Regions from separate parts of the Mus musculus genome. Here region 2 is linked to region 1. The links are chromatin loops, found by intact Hi-C in ENCODE. Cell type or tissue: left cerebral cortex. All regions are shown on one strand. Links, peaks and the distances in the headings refer to the core of each region. The heading gives the core; the rest is flanking DNA. Region 1 holds the start of Gm41263 (a long non-coding RNA gene). Region 2 overlaps Egflam (EGF-like, fibronectin type III and laminin G domains).

Region 1 (10,147 bases), core at 1,012-9,011:
ATTGTACTGCTCGCCCTAAATACTTGCATGTAATTAAAATGGTATAAAAAAGTGGATTGGGAAAATTAAATTTGCCTTCATTCTCAGAATTGACTGGGGTCCTGCTACAGTGTTGTCTAACTGTCTTTTTTTTCTTTTTAATCCTCACTCCCATGCTGGAGAGCCTGTTAACTGACTGAGCGGGCTTGGTCAATGGTAATTTGTTATAATAGTCTGAACTCACTAAGAGGGTGATAACAAAAGCAATAGGATGCACACTGGAAGAAGAACCATCGTTTAACCCACAAAGCCCTCCTGTCTTCCGAAATTGCTGCTATGTGGATGCCTTAAAATATATCATCCAATATATGACTTTGGCAACCCAAAGTTGTTCCTCGTCCAGTTGTTCCCAACAGGGCATGAGAGTGTGACACTTCTCAAGGCTTATTATTCCGTTCTAGTATAAGAATCTTGTCTCTATGCACTATGAGTTTAAAGGCATATCCCATCTCTTCCCACCTACCTACTTTCCCTCTGCCTTAACCCCAGGAAATTTAGCCCATGTCTTTTGAAAGCATGTTGCCCTCTACTGATGAGATGGTCAGATGAAAAGCAAGAAGGTCCCCACTCAGTACAACTCCCAAGTACATACACACGTTACATTCATTATGGAAAGTGCCCAGGCGGCCCTTCACATGTGAACTAGTATGCTGGCTGGTATTCCACAAGAAGACTGTGGGCCTTACACATAGTAGGTGCTTAATGTGCATTTTGATTTGCTGATGGCAGTGGTGGCAGCACTTCACATAGTTTCTTCAGTGGTTAGTCACTGTGATTCCCAGTGTGGCTGCTGCTTGGTGCTATCTTTGCTGGTCATCCACACTTAGGAGTTAGTTACCTCTATCTCATCTTTAAAAAAACAAAAACAAAAACCAAAAACCACTAATTCGTTAATATAGAACAATACAAAACAATCTCCAACTTGTAAAACACAGGCATCAAAAATCTAAATGCAGTGAAAAGTTGCCAAAACGACCAAAGGACCATTTCACAATACTCTCTGCAGTATAAATGGATAGAGACCGGATACGGCATTGGTAGGGGGATAAATAGGAAGAGATGACCATTTACGTTTACTATTAAAATAAGTCCCACTGCAGATACGACTTTGTTTGTTTTCTCTCTTCTTTCTTTTTTTTCCCCTTTTAGTCTTTCTTCCCATGAGGCTCTTTGAACGCTAGCCATTTTAGCTTCTATTTTTAAGGGATATCCAGAGCTAAGCCTTTTCCTGAAACCCGTTTCAAAATGTATCTCTCTTAGGCCCAGTCATTTACCTTCCAGGGAAGAGAGCTCTATATTTATAATGTCTAGTAATTTATTATACCCTCTTTCTAAATTCAAGTGCCTGCAGGCATGCCTGTGCATGGGCACTTCAATAAGTGCCTTTGGAACCTTCATCCAAGGTGATGAGCAGGGACAGAATTTTAAAGTGGCCACAGAGCAGATATTTGGGTGTGTGTGTGTGTGGGGGGGGTATTAGAATGATTCTGACTCTAGCTGAAATAACAAGGTGACTCAGCAAGAGCCTTGTTCCTCTCCTGTCCTCCCCATGGCAACCTAAGTACCTTAGACATGGCTGACATCAGATACATATCACTTCCTCCTCTTCATATCACAGAGTAACGTCCTGATGCAAGACAATGAAGATGCTGCTCCCGAGGAGCATCTGAGGTCCTTGTGCTCCTAAGACTCTAGAGCCTTCACCTTAGGGACGCTTTATTCATTATGGTGGGATAGATGCTGCTTCAGCATCAAGTAGCCCAGGGGCTTTTTATACATTATTTACTGTTCATGCTCCAGGAGGGTGGGCATTTATTCTCTTTTCATTTCTGTTGCTCTGTTGAAAAGCAGCGTAGGGAAGAGATGGCTTCCAGTTCAGGTTACAGTACCTCCTGTATGGCAAGGAGTCAAGTCCAGAGGTCAAGCAGCTCTTCAAAGCACCCATGGTCAAGAACAAAGACAAACCTTTCTTTACTTGCCACCTAGTCACTTAGCTTTCTCTACCCTTGCAGAGTTTCACAATGCCAGCAATGGGCAGGTTCTTCTTACAACAATTGACAATCAAGACAATCCCTGATGGGCACACCCACAGGCCACTTTGATGGAGACAATTCCTCAGTTGGGTTCTCTTTCCAGCTGGCTCTAGGTTATGGAAAATCAGCATTTAAAACAAACCGTGACAGTGTTTATGCATTGTTCATCTCTGAGGCCCAGCAGAGCAGTACCCACTTTCTAGAACATTTTTGGTTATTATAGTTGTGGGGGGGAACGCAGGAGAAAACCGTGGGATGTGTGCACAGGTAAAGTTGAGCAGGATCTACACCCAGCACATCCTCCAACAATGCTTTGACTAGAGTAGGTCCTATGGCCGTACCTACCTACGTCTGTTCTTGCAAGGGAAGAATGTGAACGCTTATGGAAAACCCAACAGACCAAAGCAGAGCATCAAACACTGAGGGTCTAGTATAATCCCAAGAATGGAGCCTGACACTGAATAAAAGCAATTATCACAGCCTATGTTATTATCATTAGCATCATGCATGCTAACCTGAAATCACACAGCTATTGGGGGACAGGGAGGAGAACGGCACTACATCAACACCTAGAATTACTGCATCTAGAATTGGAATTCTTTTCTCTGTGCTTCTCTCATTGCACAGGAAAGACATGACCAGCCCAGTATTTTTTTGCACCTTCACCTGCATATCCCCCCACCCCCCAGGGGTTTTATTTTGTTCTCATGCTGTCACTCCAACGACTACCCTTCAAACAAACTTTCCTGGATTTAGACTAACTTAGGAGACATCTCTGGGTGTGTCTTTGAGGATGACATTTCCAGAGAGGTTTCAGTGAGGATGAAAACCCCACTCTGAATGTGAATAAGATTGTGCCATAAACTGGGGCCTTGGGTTGAACAAAAAGGTGAGAAAGAGCTGAACACTGGTATTTACCCCCCCCTCCTTCCTGAATACAGACCACCAGAACCAGCACCCTCGAATTTTGCCACCACTCCTTTCTGCCGCAATGGCCCACATCCTTTCAAAGACTGTGACTCCAAATACTCTCTTTACCTTCTAGTGGCTCCTGTTGGGTATTTTTTTTTTATAACAACAGATAAGTAACTCATGCCTTCTGTGGCAGTTTGAACATGCTTGGCCCAGGGAGTGGCACAACTGCTCAACTCTAACACAAAAGCAGCTATAAACAAAACTGAAACAACTGAGTATGGCTGTGGCCATTACAGCTTTCCATATAGAAACATACAGTGGTGTGGGTTTGACCAGAGAGCTGGCACCTATTCAACAACAAGTTTTGGAGAAAGACTGATGAATGGATAGTCTGAGAAGAATTCTGCAAAGAAGAATCTGGTCCTGTGTGACTCCACGTCCTCTGTAAAAGCCTGCTTTATAGGGTTATGTTGAGGACTAATCAGGTTGCCCTGGGAGCCCAGCCCATAGCAAACCCTGCATCCCCTCCACAGGGGTTATCCGTCTTCCCTAAGGACCAGCCACTGGCCCTATTCTCCTAGGACGGATTTTCTAATCCAGTGAGTCAGACAATGAAAGAAATGGATATCAGAGAGTGATAAGCACTGTAAAGGAAAATAAAGCAGGGTGAGGGTAAAGGGGGAGGGGCTGGAGGAGCAAGGGAGCCATGCTGATAAATGCAGAGCAGAGCAAAGTCTCAGAGATGTGGCCAGCAGAAGGACTGGTGGGAGATAAAACAGAGAATCTGGGCACGTGGGAAAGGCAGCTTAGGGGTCATGGAGGGAAGCCTTCATCTACTTCTGTATGAGAAGAAAAACTGTTGAATTTCAATGAGTTTGTACTCATGTATTGTACGTGTGCTTATGCATGTATCACTCACTGTGCCTGTGGGGGGTCAAAGGACAATTTGTGGGTGCCTGTCCTCTCCTTCCACCTGTTCTGGGGATGGACTCAGAATGCCTGGTTTGGTGGCAAATACAGCTACCAGACTGAGCTCCAGAATACCATCACCAATTAGAGCTGTTAGGATTACTCTGAGCTGTCAGTGTATTCCCTGTGTGTGTCTCTGTCCCTCTGTCTCTCTGTCTCTGTTTCTCTCTGTCTCTGTCTCTCTCTCTCTTCTTTATTTTTCTTTCTTCCTTCTCCCTAACACCCCCCCCCAATTGCCCATGATCCTCCTTTTCTCCTCCACGCCTTCTTTTAGCAGACATTTGACTCTGTTGGAGGCGCCCAAACCCCAGGTTACTCTCCAGCTCCGAGGGAAGGTTAGCCAGAGCAGCTCAGCTTTCCAGTAAGACTTAACCTAATTCCCCAGACAGAAAAGGGCTTAGTGAGAACAAGATGAGCATCAAAGCAGAGATCATCAGGAATATTTTCTCGTTATTTAATAAACAAATGCCGAGACGTTTTAAGACAAACACCAGCTGCCCCGCACTGCTGTGAATGTTGCAGAGAACACAGGGATGTGGGACTGCTTCGTCTTGTGCTATCTGGAGCCTGAGTTTATGAGGGGCTGTGTGTTTATCTCGGGATTGGGAATATAACCAACTCCTGATTACCTTACCAGGGCTAATGGATAGTCATAAATATTCCAAGCAGCTGAAAAAAAATCGAAGAATAATTTTTGCAGACACATTTTTAAGGTAAGTTATTGTCCCGATTAAACAAATATTATGTATGTGGGTGACAGTGGTTGTATGAGTTCACAAATCATATAGAATTGTATGAATGAGAGATGGGACGAAAAAAGCGTTTGAGAGAAGAATGTGGGAAGTGGTGGGGAGAGGAGGAATGTGCAGAAGCGCCTGCCAAGCATGCGTAGTGTGGGCCAGCAATAGTCAGAGCCCCTGGGTAAAGTACAGATTAAGTCAGCTCTTAGTCCCAAATGCTAGAGGGCTGAAATTCTACTCTGCTCAGAAGGAAATCACTCAGATTCCTCTAAAAACTGTCACTGACAGGGTTGATGCTGTACAACAAGACTAGAAGGCTTACCGAACTTGCTCTAAGAAAGCTTGTCTGGTTAGTAACCCCCCAGGCTGCTCTCCTACAGCCGGGAAGCCACTATCCATGCTTTGCTTCTATGAGTGTGGCTGTATGTGGAAGTATTTTTAACAATTTGCCAGCGGTGGCTCTTTTGTGCTTCTCAAATTCTAATATGAAACCAATCACCTGGGAGAAGGATGCAAATGCAGATTACGGCCCAGTGGGTCAACAGCAGGCCCTGACTTTCTGCATTTCTTAAGGGCTCCAATAATTTTTCACCTAGCAGTAAGCTCAGAAGTATCGATTTAAAAACCGGAATGGCAGACTTTATACTAAAATTTTAATTTTTAAAGGACGGTCTTGTGTAGCCTCGGCTTAGCCCAATTTTCTCCGTAGCTGGGGATGACCTTGAACGTCTGAGGATGACCTGGAACGTCTGAGGATGACCTGGAACGTCGTCTGGTCCTCACAGGTGCAGAGATGACAGGTGCGCAACAACAGACCTACTCCATCTTGCAGTGCTAGGAATCGAACACAGGGCTTCCTCCTCTCCTTATGCAAGCGGTCTATCACCTGAGCCACGTCCTCCAGATCTATGCTTCTTGACTAACTGTGAGCATGAGTGTATTTACGGCCTGGAAGTCTCTGAAATTCATAAGAACAGAAGAGTTGAGTTTAAGTGTTCTGGGTAAATTCACCTGATTTTGGGGGGAAAAATCAGTTCGATTAGAGGTCCTAGTACCTGGAACTCAAGTGGATGCTGATCTTTTTTAAAAGTAGATCTTCTAGCTTGGACCCCCTGATTTGGGAGAATGGAAGGTCTGTTTAGCACAATATTTAAGCTGTGTCAGGGTTGGAGCCTGGAGCTTGTTAGAGCTTGTTAGCTTTGATCGCCATCTGGTGGCAAAAGACAATAGAACTGTTTCTTTAAATAAAAAGAAAAAAAGAACAAAAAAATTGTGTGTGTGTGTGGGGGGGGGGTGCATACATATAAGTGGGTGGGTGTTTGTGTCTATGTGTGCCTTTACAGACACCGGGACAAGACACTGGGTGTCTTCTATTGTTCCCTGCCTTCCTGCTTTAAGAGAGGGTCCCACTGACCTGGAAGCTTACCATTCAGTTAGTCTGGCTGACCAGCCACCTCTCTGGATCATCCTATCTCTATCCCACTATGATGGAGTTGTTGTGTGCATGTGGGCATTCTCGGATCTTTACGTGGTTGCTGGGTATTAGAATTCAGCTCCTCCAATGTTCATGCTTGCAGAGCAATTACTCTGGCCTACTGAGCCTCTCTCTCTCTCTCTCTCTCTCTCTCTCTCTGTATGTCTTTTTTCCCAATGAAAAAACAAAGTATAGCTCTCACTTATGCTTGATGATACTGTGTTATTCTAAGTAAGAATTATTAATGCTAAAGGTATTCCTTCATATAATGTGTAGGTTGGGATTTAAGATAAACTTGGCTACCACTTTCTTTCTTTCCTAACTGTGTGTTGCCCAAAAACTCTGACTTAACTCACTACTATCCATCATCACTGTTGGTGTTGCTAGTGGCACTGAATATTGAGAATCCAGGATTTTGCACAGGCTAGGAAGCACTCTAACCTGGGCTACATCTTCAGCCCTTAGTTTCTGAGTTAGTTTCAGAGTTAGGGTCTTGTTACGTAGACCAGGCTATTTCAGACCTTGCTGTATAGCCTAGGATCATCTCAAATTCATTTCAACCCTTCCTAAATTGCAGCTGTTTACCACTATACTACCACACCTGGCTTGTGTCTTCTCTTCTTTGTCATGCGACCATGGGTAGATTGCTTAATCTTGGAAGACCACGAATTCTAAGTATGTAAGAAAATCATTAGCTACTTCAGTAGGTTGTTGTGAAATGGTGGGTGCCATGTGTATTAGTATTCTTTAGACAAATAAAACCCATAGAAAATTTGAATCAGCTTATGCAAGCTGATCAAAATAGTCCCAACTTACTACCTCACACTATAGAAGCTGAGAACCCACTAGTCTCATAGCTGATGAGGTGGGGTTTCTCGGCAGTCCCAGGCTGGTACCACAGGCCTGGAGGATTCCCAGAGACCTGCTGGTTCTTGGTCCACATCAGATGTGGGTTCTAATATCAGCAAAGGAATCAAAGCAGCAGTTGGTAAATTAACTCAGCAGCTCGAGGGAATGCCACAGCAGCAAAGGAGGAATGGTCTTCTTTTGGGAGGTGCCACCAATCATTTGGGGTGGCATGTCCCACATCCATAAAGCACTGAAGACATTTCCTAACTGATACTCCCATAGGCCAACCTGATAAAGACAATTCCTCAACTGGGAGCTCAACAGCAAGAGAGGGAAATGTGGCAGCAATGTTCTTAGTTATACTGTGAAAATAAGAACTCTAAGAAGCACCCATGACATGTTGTTAGTTTCAAGCTAAAAATAACAAAGATGAGGCCCAGAGGGGAAAGTTGCCCAGTAACAAATCCAAGGTCTGATCTAGACAACAAGTTTTATAACTTGGCTGTGAATTTTTCAAATGATAACTGTCTTCACTCTACTTATTAACCCAATAAACCAAAGGAAAAAAACCATTACTAGTCAGTTTTCACTACATCAGATGCAGTAACAAGCATCCCTGGGCTCTCAGGATTGTTTGTTGTTCCCATTACTTTGCCTTTGTAGGTTTTCTGAGCTGTGGATACTCCCATCAGCCATTGGCACTGCTGCAGGAAGTGCTGGATGCTGGTGGGTGGAGTAGTGAAAAAAAGTGAGCAGTTTTGACTTTGATTGCTTCTTTGTTGTCTAGGAAGCTGAGGTAAAGAGAAGATGCTGGAAATGTGAGAGACAAGCTAGCAAAGTGGCCTCTGCATCAGCTCCTGCCTCCAAGTCCCTGCCACATCTGAGTTCCCGTCCTCACTTCCTCTGGTGATGAAATGTGATATGGAAACGTAAGTGAAGAAACCCTTCACTCCCCCAAGTCACTTCGTTCACGGTGTTTCACACCATGTTAGAGCAATAGCAACTCTAAGATCATCGGACTCCAGGAGTCTCTCCTACATATGCAAAGATTCTTTTTAAAAGAATCACAGATTAGAACGAAAACCTGTTTTCTTCAGTAGAGCTTCAGCCCAGCTTGCATTAACCAAAACTGACCCAAAATTCTGTGGCCAAAATAAATGACTCTGCACTGAATTTGCGGCTGTTAGCCTGTAGAAATCAATTATTACACAGGAGTATCCTTTCAAAATTTATAATGCTTGTTTCTTTTCATTTAATTTTTCCCTAAGATGGAGCACTGTAAGATATGTGGATAACCGATGAGTCCTGTCAACAACTCCATACCCAAGCTTGCACAAGCACATCTCCATTTCCAACCTAAACCAATCTGGGTGATGAGGACAGAAGACTTTGAATATGGGTACAGTCTAAGTCCGTGAGGGAAAGAGGAGGAAGGCATTCATTTTTATCAAGAGTCTAGGCTTATCTTTTTCTGTCACATAGGAAAGCAAGATGAGATGAAAAGAAGCAGAAAACAGAGAGAGCACGAACAGGGAAAGGAGGGGGAGGAGAGAAAGGAGACAGGGAAGCTGGTGGTAAGAAGGAGCAGTGGAGGGGGGGGGGGGGAGTTGGAAAATGAGTCCCTGTCATCAAGGGAAGGACAGAGTCCCATTAGGAAATCCAGGAGGCTGTAATGCGGAGACTGGTGTTTCTCCATCCAGGGAACTCATAGTCTCCTCTCCATCTCTACCCCCTCACTCTCTTTCCCTCTCTCCCTCCCTGCCCCCTCCACCTCTCCTCCTCCTCCTCATCTCTCTCCAGATCCCTCCACCTGTTTCAAGAAACAAACATCTGCTATTGCGTAATGGCTAACTGTTACGGATTGTTTTTATACCTTACACTGCAGATTCTGGGCGTCTAGGCTCCACACAATTCATTCCACTGTAGTTCTTGCCTTTTAGAACATTATGCTGGATCTTGGTAAGTTACAGTGTGGGAGCTCTTAGTGGCTTTCTCACTACCAAGGTTAGTGTGGTTACTGAGATAAAAGGGAATGAGGTTGGGAAAAGGGAAAGGTTAGGAGAGAGCACAGTCACCAGAGACAGGGCCTGACAAAGGGTCTGTGTGGCTAAGACCAAGTAAACAGACTCTCTATGTTAAACCTTTTATGAACACATGATTTTTAGAGCTAGGCAGGAAAAAAATGATTGTCTATTAGTGTAATTTAGCAAATCAACAGCAATGTGGTTCAGAGAACTATGTTTATGCCTGGAACTTTCCAGTAGCCTTCAGATAACACCACATATACATAGCCATGGAACAATTAATTTTTAGCCAAATAAAAGATGGGCTAACATATTTGTGCTATATACATATATATATATATATATATATATATATATATATATATGCTATCAAACAATAGCATGGATTCTCTTTATCCCAAGAACTTTCAGAGTAGGGCACATACTATCTGGAAAGAAAATTCTGCATATATATATATGTATATATAGTGTGTGTGGGTGTGTATAAGCACGTGTGAGTGTTTAGGGCCAGATATTGACTAGCAAATGAATCTCCCTTTAAATCAGAGCAGGCTACGTGTGCTATCATTAGTCTCCCAGCTTGGGGCGGGGGTGTCTGCTTCCATAACAGCAATTCCTGCCACAGCAGTGAAAATAGCAATCAGATGGAAAAAAGTAATAACCCAGCCTTGCCTGGGTTGCATTCAATTTATGTCTGTGGCGTTTCAGTTTTAAGCCACTAAACCTTGGTCAGAATCTCAGGAGAACAAGACAGCACAATTCCAAAAAGCAATCAAAAAGTGACTGCCAAGTTATTGGGCGGTTCCATGGTGCGTTTCTAAGCCAGTGCTAATCTAATAAATGTACATGCAATGAACTGTGAAATTGAGAACATGACTGTCCATATCCTCCAAGCCAAAGGGATGGAACGGTTATTTCTCTTTGATTTTGGTGAAAGGGGAATCACAGATAATCTGTTATTTCATACCTTCACAAAAGATGTGAAAAGTCTGCATGGCTCACACTGTGTGTTTGCACTGAGGAAAGGCTAAGTGAGCCATGGTGCTTGGCTGGCCGGAACCCTAGCTCAGGTGAACAAGGAAAAATACAGGGCTTTGGAGCTTG
Region 2 (10,147 bases), core at 1,263-9,262, 200 kb before region 1:
CATGATTAGGCACCCACTTACTGTGCTCAAGCAATGTCGATGCCGGACAGACATTAACAGATAGGTGAGACCCAATCCTTGTCCCATGTGAGCTTATATACGGTGGAAAACATGGGCAAATCCATGGGTAGTTGGAATCAGAGCAGATGAGGACTGTCCAGGTTCCTTTGAGTATGCCTGAGGACAGGGAGGTCTCTTACCTCATCCTAGATGTACGAACTGGGAGAGCTGATCAAGGAAGAGTGGCAACTTTGGAATTGGAAGAAGTTGGGGCTGTGGGGTTTATAAGAAGCAGACAGGGTTGGGAGGACGAGGTAGTGCAGAGCCTCAGAAGTCATGCGAGGACTCTGACTTTGCAAAAGTCAACAAGTCTGAAGCAAAAGGCGGGCTGGGTGTTTTAGGATGATCATTAGTCAGAGAGAGGAGAATGGATTGGGGATCACAGAGGTGGTGAAGAGGAGACAGATGATCACAGATGACCATGCTCCATTTATCTCTAGGATTACCTCCAGGGCCTAGCTGCTACTGTTTGTAATGCTGGGGATGGAGCCTAAGGCCTGGCCCATGTCCATCCTAGACTAGCACATTACCAGTGAGCCAAACCATAGCCTCGGACAGGTCTCATTCCAATGCATGGTCATGAAGGAAACACAGGGGCTGCTGGGGATTCAGGCTGCCCAAGAGTATGCACCATCACAGACTTCCAAGCATCTCTCCCTTGTCTCTGACTCCAGAGCTGACAGAAACTATTAGAGGAAAGGAAGAAGGCTGTGGAGTCCACAGAAGAGTATTCTTTGAGTCTAAGTTCTGACTTTGACTCCCAATGTGTCCAGTAAATGGGGTGAGAGCAACTTTATTCTGGCTTTTGAAGAACCATCCCTCTTGCTGACAAGGAAGGGGGTAGGTAGCCTATAGTTTCATGCAAATTGTCCTCATCTCCTCTTTAAAAAAATTTTCTTTTGGATTTTGACCCTGGAAATAAAATCAACTACAGTGAAAAGTGCCCCGGCATCTACAATCGCGCAGTATTAACTGATGAGAGTAAGCAATGGAGCAACATGGAGACAACCATGTGCTAGGTACTGCTGTGGTTCGCTTACACAATTCTCCTGACTCTCACAACAACTCTCAGATGTGTGTTGTCATCAGCAGGATTCTCTCAACTGATCTAAGGATAACGATTCGATCAGAAAAAACGAAACTCAGGAGTCAGGTGACCAGCTTGAGCTTACCCCACTGGTGATCGGTGAAGCCGGATTTTGGAAGCTCAGGAATCAGGTTCTTGTCAAACATGCCATGCCTACACTGCTGTGTCTATGATCTCAGCTATCACATCATATAGATGACAAGGTCAGAGGTTGATGAGTGGCAGGGTAGAAAGAGCAGAAAGCAAGTTCTTAAAAGTGCCCTGGTCACTAAGTGTCATGGGTTGAATATGTTTGGCCCAGGGAGTAGCACTATTTGGAGGTGTGGCCTTGTTGGAGTAGGTGGATCACTGTGTGTTTGGGCTTTAAGACCCTCATCATAGTTGCCTGGAAGTCAGCATTCCACTAGCAGCCTTCATATGATGATCTAGAACTCTCAGCTCCTCCTGCACCATGCTTGCCTGGATGCCGCCATGTTCCTGCCTTGATGATCATGGACTGAACCTCTGAACCTGTAAGCCAGCTCCATCAAGTGTTGTCCTTATAAGACTTGCCATGGTCATAGTGTCTGTTCACAGCAGTAAAACCCTAACTAAGACACTATGTATTAACGAAGAAGTATAACTCAGGCTAATAAAAAGCCCTGTGAAGTCAATACTGTTGCTGCCATTGCTGTTTGTAGTGGCAGAATGGACATCATTTTCTAGAGGAAAACTGGAATGTCAACTCAGCACTGGGACCTATGTACTCAGATGCAACATGATGCTGTTAAAAAAATTTGTGTGTGTGTGTGTGTGTGTGTGTGTGTGCGTGCATGTATGTGTGTGTGTGTGCATGTGCGTATGCACACAAATGTGTTTATATATACGGTGTGCTACAGCACATGTCTGGGGGTCAGAGGACAACTTGCAGGAGACAGTTCTCTCCTACTCCATGGATTCTGGAAGTCAAACTCAGCCTTGGTGGCAAGCATCTTAGCCCACTGAGCCATCTGGCAGCCCTTTTCATGCTACTTGTCTACCAACATCAGTAGAAAACAATGGCCTGGTCCTCACCAGCCACTGGGAGGAACAAGTGTGTCCTTCTTACCTCTGCCATTCCCTCTACCACCTTCTGCTTGTCCACCTGTAAGATCCCATTCTTCGCTGTGCGAGACACACGTAGGTCATGCCATTGGCCTAGGGTGAGGGGAGCCTCACTCCTGTTGAAGAAAGATGTGATGTTAACATTCTGCATCCACTTGACTGGATGAAGAAGCCACGCTGACTGGTATAGAATTATTTTGGGTGTCTCTATGAGAGTTTTTGAGAGGTAATCCTCTGAACTGGTGAGCAGAGAGAAGAAGACAGCCTTCGTCAAAGCAGCTGGACATTACCCAACATTTTTGTGGGTTTAAACAAAATGAAAAGTCAGGAAAGCATGGACCTTCTCCCTTTGAATGGAGCTTGTACATCCATTTTATCCCGCACGCGGACAGTAGCATTACTCCTAACTCGTGAGGCATGTGCCAGAACTTACTCACAAGTATCTTGGTTCTCGGTCCTTTAGACTCAGACAGAGGCTTGTGCCATGGACACATCTGTGGGCTTGGGGCAGAACAACACCATAGACTTTTTGGGTTTTAGCTTCCCTGTAGAAAACTGTGGGATGCCTCAATCCCATATTCACAGGAGATAGTTTCACCAGACAAATGTTTTTCTCCATCTCTGTCTATATCCTGAATGGTTCTGTTTTCCTGGAGACTCTTAACAGGGGTCAGCATGTCATAGGTGTATACCACCATTTCATCAGCGTGGCTGTGATGAAATCGATGCCAACCATAGGCACCGGAAGAAGCAGTGGGAGGCGTGCCTGTGCCTCCAGATCTTCAGGTCACCCTTTCTCTTGAAAGGGTGATTCAAAGTGCAAGGTGATTATCATGGTGTCTTCTTTGCTAAGCTTGATATATACAAGTAATATATATGTGTGTGTGTGTGAGTGTGTGTGTGTGTACACATACACATACATATATACACATGCACATATAATATATGCATATATACACAAATACATATATGCATATATGCCCATATATACATGAGTTTACACACACACACACACACACACACACACACACATATATATATATCTCCTGCATGAGGTACCTTTCAGGATGCTGTGCTCAAATACCCAACACGAAGCTACTGAATGGATGGAGAGCTTCTCCTGGCTTACAGTTTCAGAAAAGATATCAAGTTCTTATGGAGATGGAGTAAATTATCTGACCTCTTTCAATGAATGACTGTGATGCGGAAGAGTAAGCCAGATAAACGTTTTCCTCCCCAACTTGATTTTGACCGTGATGTCTTATCACAGCTGTAGAAAGCACACTAGGGCACATAGCAAGCATGTTTCCCAGATGACCCCATCTGGCCAGCAAGATCTTGTTTGGTCTTTGAAACAAGGTATCACAAGAGAACTCTGACTGGCTTGAAACTTGGCTGTGTATACCAGTCTGGCCTCCAAGTCAGAGTAATGTCTGCCTCTATCTCTTGAGTGCTGAGATTACAGATATGCAATGTCTGTCTTATTTTGAAAATTTTCATATTGGAATATTGAAAAAATGCTCTAGTTTAGAAATGCCCCCAAAGATCCTTCATGTACTTAAAAACTTAATCCCCAGTGTGAGAGTTGGGATCTTTGAGAGGTGACTAATTGGGTCGTATGGCCTTTGCTTCATGGGTGGATGAACGTCATTATCACCTAGATTGGGTTTTGGATATGAGTGTAGATTTCAGTGCCTCCCGTCCTACACGGCCATGCAAATGTGTTCTCAGACTCATCTGGCTTCCCACCCTGGGGAGACGAGAGAGGGCCCCGGCCAGGATGTGGGTCACTTGACCTTGAACTTCACAGGCTCCATAAATGTGAGGCATGGAGTTTCTGCTCTTCGTAGATTCCTCACATTTTCAATAGTCTGTTAGAGCAACATGCAAAGAATCCTGCCAAGGATAAGCAGGCTGCGTGTTTACTGGTGATTCCAGAAAGGATTAAAATGACCTTAAAATCGCAGTTACTAAGTCAAGGTGGGAGCACTCGATGCTTAAATGTGACGTGCAGGAGTTTCTCGCATTGCCGTTTGGAGTGAGGTGTGCAGAGAGAATGCAATTATTGTGTTTCTATTTCTAACAATGCCTGGCTCCTGGCCTTCACTGAACCTCCCGATTGCTTTTTGGTCCTGTATCATCTTTAGAAAACTATGAGGAATACCAATGGCGTGATTATTAAAGGGTCAGCACCCTCTAATTTGATTCCTCTGCTCAGGCAAATGCTTTTGTGATTTGTCCTTAGCAATTAGAATTTAATCACCTTGGCTAAATCAATATGCAATAAAGAAACAAGCAGGCCTTTTTAAGTGGTCTATTTCCATAATGACGAACAGCGTACTAGTCATGTCTCCGTCCTGCAGAGGTCACTGGCTGTCAATCCGATACCTTCTTCTGCACAGTATATCGATCACAGCCATCGAGAGCTCATTCCAATCGCCTTGATGTTTGAGTCAAGCCGTAATGATTTCGACCACAATATCCTTTTCCTAAAATTAAAACGACTTGGCCCATTCCACCGCTTCCTACTGTCCAGGCTTTCCCCTAATTTTCTTAATTAAGTGGGGATTCTTTGAAACAGTTTTCAAAATAAATAACTTCCCAAGACGCATGGGAAATGCTAACAGAGATCCCTGCTGCCAGGTTGCAAATGAGACAGATGTGGGAAGGGGAGGCCGATGGTGGTTTAGTCTCTGGTAACCTTTGTCTTATGTTCAGTTAGGATTCAAGGACTCTTTCTCTAGTCACCTTCCCCAACAGGTAGGAAAAGAATACCTCACACTGTAATAATAATAATAATAATAATAATAATAATAAACAATAATAATAATAAAAACAAAACAACCTAAAATCGTTCTGATAGAAAATTGGCATTAACTTATGAAATAGAAATGCTGAGAGCTTCGGGCCTAGCTGCCCGTGTCCCCAAAGTGGGATCTGTGGCTGCAGAGAGGCCGGTGGGAGGAGTTCTGAAAGCAGTGGGAGGCGTGCCTGTGCCTCCAGATCTTCAGGTCACCCTTTCTCTTGAAAGGGTGACTCAGAGTACAAGGTGATTATCATGGTGTCTTCCTCTCTAAGCTTGACGTATAGTTCTGAGTGAAATGCTTGGGCTGTTTTGCATAATCATATGTAAATTGAATCAATTAAATACCCACAAAAGTTGTCTTGAGATATAAAATGTTTTACATAACTAGAGGGACAAAAATGTTTGTCCCATCCCTTCCCTGGGTTGGGAGGTGTCAACTGGTGTGGAAACTCAGCCACAAGGACAAAAAAGAAAAAAAAAATCCTTTGACAAACAGTGGAAACTTAATAGAGACAGCATTTCCCATCAGCCATGAAAATAGTCAGCAGTTTAAGGCAATGGATCATGGTAACATCTCCCTCCCCCACACACGCCTTCTAAAAATGACAGGCTGGCAAAATGAATACCACTAAGCTACAGCCGCAGTTTCCTTGGAAATAACAACAGACAGAGAGCCCACGCCAGGGCTTAAGCAGAGCATCCAGGCACTTTGAAGGAAGCATTAGATACACATAGCAGCACTGACCTCTGTATTAGACTAGGGGCCCTTGAGCTTGAAAGTTAAAAGTAGTCACATAGTGAGGGACCATGCTGACAAACTGAGTCCTAAACATTTATGCAGCTATCCAGAGCCCTGGGCTGTTCTCAACACGGCTCAGACAAACTTCCTTTTGCAGTATGCAGTAGTAAAGGGAAAGATGCATACGCAGTCAAAGTGCGGAGAAGAAGACACTGATTAGTCTAAACTGGACAACTGTGTATTTCCCACCCCCACCGTCTACCCCTGCTACCAAGGCTCAGGGATTAGTAAAGAAGCGGAGACGGGCAGACTGTAAGAGCAGAGGTAGGAGTGCTGTAGCATTCTGTCTTCTGGATGCCATGCAGCTATGGCAAAGGTGAACTCGTAGCAGCTGCAGTTACCAGCCCAAGACTGAGCCAGGCAAAGTCCTGGCGAAGAGATGGAGGTTGAAACCTAGGTCCCGAGCCTCATCAAGGAGCTATTGGCAGTTGGGAGTGGCTGGAGGAGGGAGAACAGAGTTCCTACACTCTTTGTAGGATGTGGGCACTGGGAGGATTCCTGTGCTATAGTGGACGGTCTCCTATCTACAAACACTAACCCGATATAGTGGGTTATTAAAAAAAAACACAAAGTTGGGAAGGAAATGTGCCCAACATATGCTTCTCTGTGAAAGGTGGGAATGGGTTATTGTAGCCCCCACAGGAAGCAAGGTCATTTTCCATTAAACAGAAGCTAGGAATTAATACCTGTTTGATAAGTATTTGGTGAAAGGAAGGAAGGAAGAGAGGAGGGGAGGAGAGAGAGGAGGAAAGAGGGTGGAAGGAGAGGGAGGAAGTGAGGGGAGGAGGGAGAGAGAGAAGGAAGGAGGGAGAGGGAAGGGGGAGGGAGGGAGAGGGAGGAAAGGAGGGAGAGGGAAGGGGGAAAAGGAAGAGAGGGAAGAAGGGAGAGAGAGGGGGAGAGAGGGGGAGGGGGGGAGATCATCTGGCATAGTTCAGAAGCAGCACAGGCTTTCACAGAACACTAGCAAAGAGAAAACAGGAAGAGGATGGCGGTTGGCCATTTAGTGGTCACAGTGGTGGCTGTGGTTTGGAGGGGAGGAAGTTGTACAAGGCCTTGGCCCTCACCTGAGAACTCCCGTCCCAGAACCACAGTCGAAGCGGAATTCCACGTGGCCCGCAGCCATATTGATGGAGAGGAAGTCCTTGCTGCCCGTGTCGTAGCTGTACAAAAGGACACCATCCCCCGAGTCTGGCCGAAAGGTGATCTCGAACTCGGTGAAAGAAAGATAATGCTGAGGCTCCAGGGGCCAGGGTGTGGCAGCATAGGACCTCAGCGACTCTCTGAACTGAGGGATGGTCAGGGCAAAAGCTACAGAGACAAACAAAGTGTTAGAAAGCCCTGGGTGGCTGAGACCAGCGAGTGCCCTGCATGGCGCTGGGATATTTCCCTCCTGCACAGGGGATTACCTACATCTCCTAGTTGCCCTGTGGGTATGGCTGGTATGGCTGAGTTTTGCCAGTGCACTGTGGGTAGATTATCATATGGCACCTCATGTCTGGCCCCTAAAACTTCCTCCCTTCCCTGGGGCTCTCTCTCCTCCTGACATGATGGCTAGATAGATAAAAGACTCAGAGGGGGACTCTCGGGGTGGACACGCTGCTCCCTACGTGACTTTATGGAGCAGAACAACCTCTAGCACTAATGACCGGAAGTGATGTAGCCTGAACAAGAATCAACCCCTCCCTATGTGAGCTTATACAAAACCAAGATGTCCGAAGCCAGCCCTGGCTCAGCTACACTCTTCCACTGACATGAGATTTGAGGAGATAGCATAAATATTTTTCCCCGGGGTAGCAACTCAGTTTCAAACCTGAATCATTTATGGATAAAATTGATTGCTTTTTATAATCATAGTTCTAATTTTATTCTCTTTCGCTTTTAGTTTTTGAATTTTGGAAAAATTAAAGTAGCTTCTAGCCTTCATGTTTATTTTACCCCCAGATCTTTAAAACTTTCAGTTATTATTGCTGAATGTTCATCTGTACACATTGTGGTGGTTGTACATTACACATATATGTACAAATATGTATGCACACATGTGTGTATTTGCATAATACAACATAAAAGATAGGATCAGTCATCAGATCAGAGCAAAGAGATAAAAATAAGAGCAGATTTGTCTTATCACATTATTGATTTGTGTGTACACTTTCCCAATATTTTCTCAGAAACCGTCAGATATTATAAAGAGCATGAACTTGTAGTTCACTGGAGCCAGTCCTGTAAAAACCCTACCAGTGCAGGCTTTCTAAGTGCTACAGGAAGGCCAGAGGAGCCAGCCCATGGTTGGGATATTAAAAGGAATATGCCTGTGATTAGTTTAAAACTCTGGTCTTCTGATATTCTCCCATTCCTCCCGGCAACGCAACCTGGATGTGGCTAAACAGGCATCTATGGAGAGTCACGTCCACATGCATCAATACACAACCAGGGCCACCCTCTCACCATCTTCACAGTGTCGACCTCTGAACCCAAGGGGACAGAGGCAGATGTAGGAGTCGGCCTTGATGGCTGCGCAGGTGCCCCCGTGGATGCAGGAGGCTTCGTCACAGATCCCACTGCTGCACTCCCCTAAACAGAGATCACAAAGCCAGGTCACCAGGTGCCCACCCATAGATATACAGCTGACCCCAGCATCATGAAGGGCCTCCCCGTTCCTACTGTCTACCAATACACAATGTACCAGCTCCCAGAACGGGAGAACCCGCTTCTTTGTTGTCATCTTCTGTTGGCTTGTCCTCCGGAAGAGCTGAAGACGTTTCCAAACATGATGGACACAATAAATCAAAGGACACATTTTGTAACCACTGAGGGGGATGGTGGAATTGTTCCTGCTTTTAATCCATCTCTACAGTTCCCTAAAGCAGGATGGATGGATAGCGAGCACCCCCCCCCCCAGTGTTTATGTTAAAGGCGTCCTGATTGTGAGACCCCAATTAGCTTAAGTGCTGCTGCCTCCCTGGTTCAAAGCTCAGCCATTCAGGCAAGCCTGGAAACAGCAGAACAGCTCAGCAGCTAAGCTCCTCCTCTGGGACAGGAAGAGGGGAAGTGTCATGGCACCTTGGTAAATGCTCTGGAATCTAGTTTCTCCTTCCACAGGACAGAAGGTAGAACCTAATAGTGAAAAGTACCTCAGGCTCACCTTCATGACCCAGGATGTGTGTGTGTGTATGTGTGTGTGTGTGTGTGTGTGTGTGTGTGTGTGTGTGTGTGAGAGAGAGAGAGAGAGGGGGGGGGGGAGGGAGAGAGAGAGAGAATGTGTGAGTATGTGGGTTTATGAGTGTATGTGTGTATATGTGTGAGAGAGTGTGGATGAGTGTGATATGTGAGAGAGTATACATGAGTATGTGTAACTATAAGAGAATATATGACAGAGTGTGTGAGAGACAGTGTGTGTGAGTATGTGTTTGTGTGTGGGATATGTGTGTGGGAGTGTATGTTTGTGTGTGTCAGAGAGAGTGTATGTGACAGAGAGAGTGTGAAAGAGTGTGCGTGTGTGAGAGATTATGTGTGTGAGAGAGTATATGTGTATGTACCCTGTGTGTGTGAATATGTGTGTAAGAGAGTATGTGTATGTATATTGTGTGAAGATTATGTGTGAGAGAGTTTGTGTGTGGCAGAGTGTGTGTGGTGTAGAGCACCTTTGTGTTTGTGTATGACGAAAAATATATGTGTGAGTGTGAGAGAGAATATGTGTGTATGTGTACTGTGTGTATGAATATATGTGTGTGAGAGAGTATGTGTATATGTTAGAATGTGTGTTTGAGAGAATGTGTGTGTCTGTGTGCGCACACACCCATGTATGTGGCACGTGTATGTGTGTGTCCTTTTATTAAACAAGCAGAGTTTTTGGAAGAACTACTCTGGCACCGTCATGCACATCATCTGACATGGGAATACATGGGCTTGCTCTCGCTCACTTTCTTCTACCTGTCTTACCAGTGTCTTTCTAGAAAATGCTGGATGAGTGCAAAGTACCTTTTCCAGGGAGGATGGAGGAAGGGGGCATGCACCTGCCAGGGATATAAAGTCCAGCTACCCTGTTTGCCAGTGCTTTGCCACCACTGCTGACTTGGTAGCTAACTCTCCAGAGATGAACAGCTCCCCTTAATTGGCTGTACACCATCTTCAGCATAATCAGCAAGTCTAGTCCCATCTTTGCTGACCAGTAATGGACCCCTGCATCCCTGGCCATAAAGACTCCCAAGGAGAAGCTTGTCTGGGTGGTGTGTTCAGTTTCCATGTGGGACAAGAAGGGCAACTGCAGGTGGCCAGAACACTTAAAAGCCCACAGCTGGTGGACCAGTCTGGT

The links. A loop is a pair of places that touch in the nucleus more often than their neighbours do. Peaks named below come from ENCODE experiments on the same cell type or tissue, not always from the same donor. Only the 100,000 strongest peaks of a DNase experiment are listed, where the experiment ranks them.
Region 2: it touches region 1 in a loop (4-fold over the local background); 3 of 42 quality-filtered maps call a loop at or near these places.

What each region holds. Positions count from the first base shown.
Region 1 is chr15:7,438,045-7,448,191 of GRCm38, forward strand. Gm41263 (a long non-coding RNA gene) reads left to right here and starts at 4,257. Exons shown (of 4, transcript XR_875019.1): 1 at 4,257-4,669; 2 at 5,406-5,496; 3 at 7,807-7,948; 4 at 8,288-8,807. Gm41262 (a long non-coding RNA gene) reads right to left here. Exons shown (of 3, transcript XR_001781710.1): 3 at 5,368-5,654. In left cerebral cortex, for the core only: a CTCF peak has its summit at 5,906 (motif pointing left); a DNase peak (open chromatin) is centred at 5,886.
Region 2 is chr15:7,235,503-7,245,649 of GRCm38, forward strand. It overlaps Egflam (EGF-like, fibronectin type III and laminin G domains), which reads right to left. Exons shown (of 22, transcript NM_178748.6): 13 at 8,281-8,406; 14 at 6,900-7,143; 15 at 2,235-2,346. Among named protein-coding and RNA genes, the nearest start is that of Lifr, 110 kb to the left of the region's middle. In left cerebral cortex, for the core only: no CTCF peak of the experiment used is centred there; a DNase peak (open chromatin) is centred at 5,630.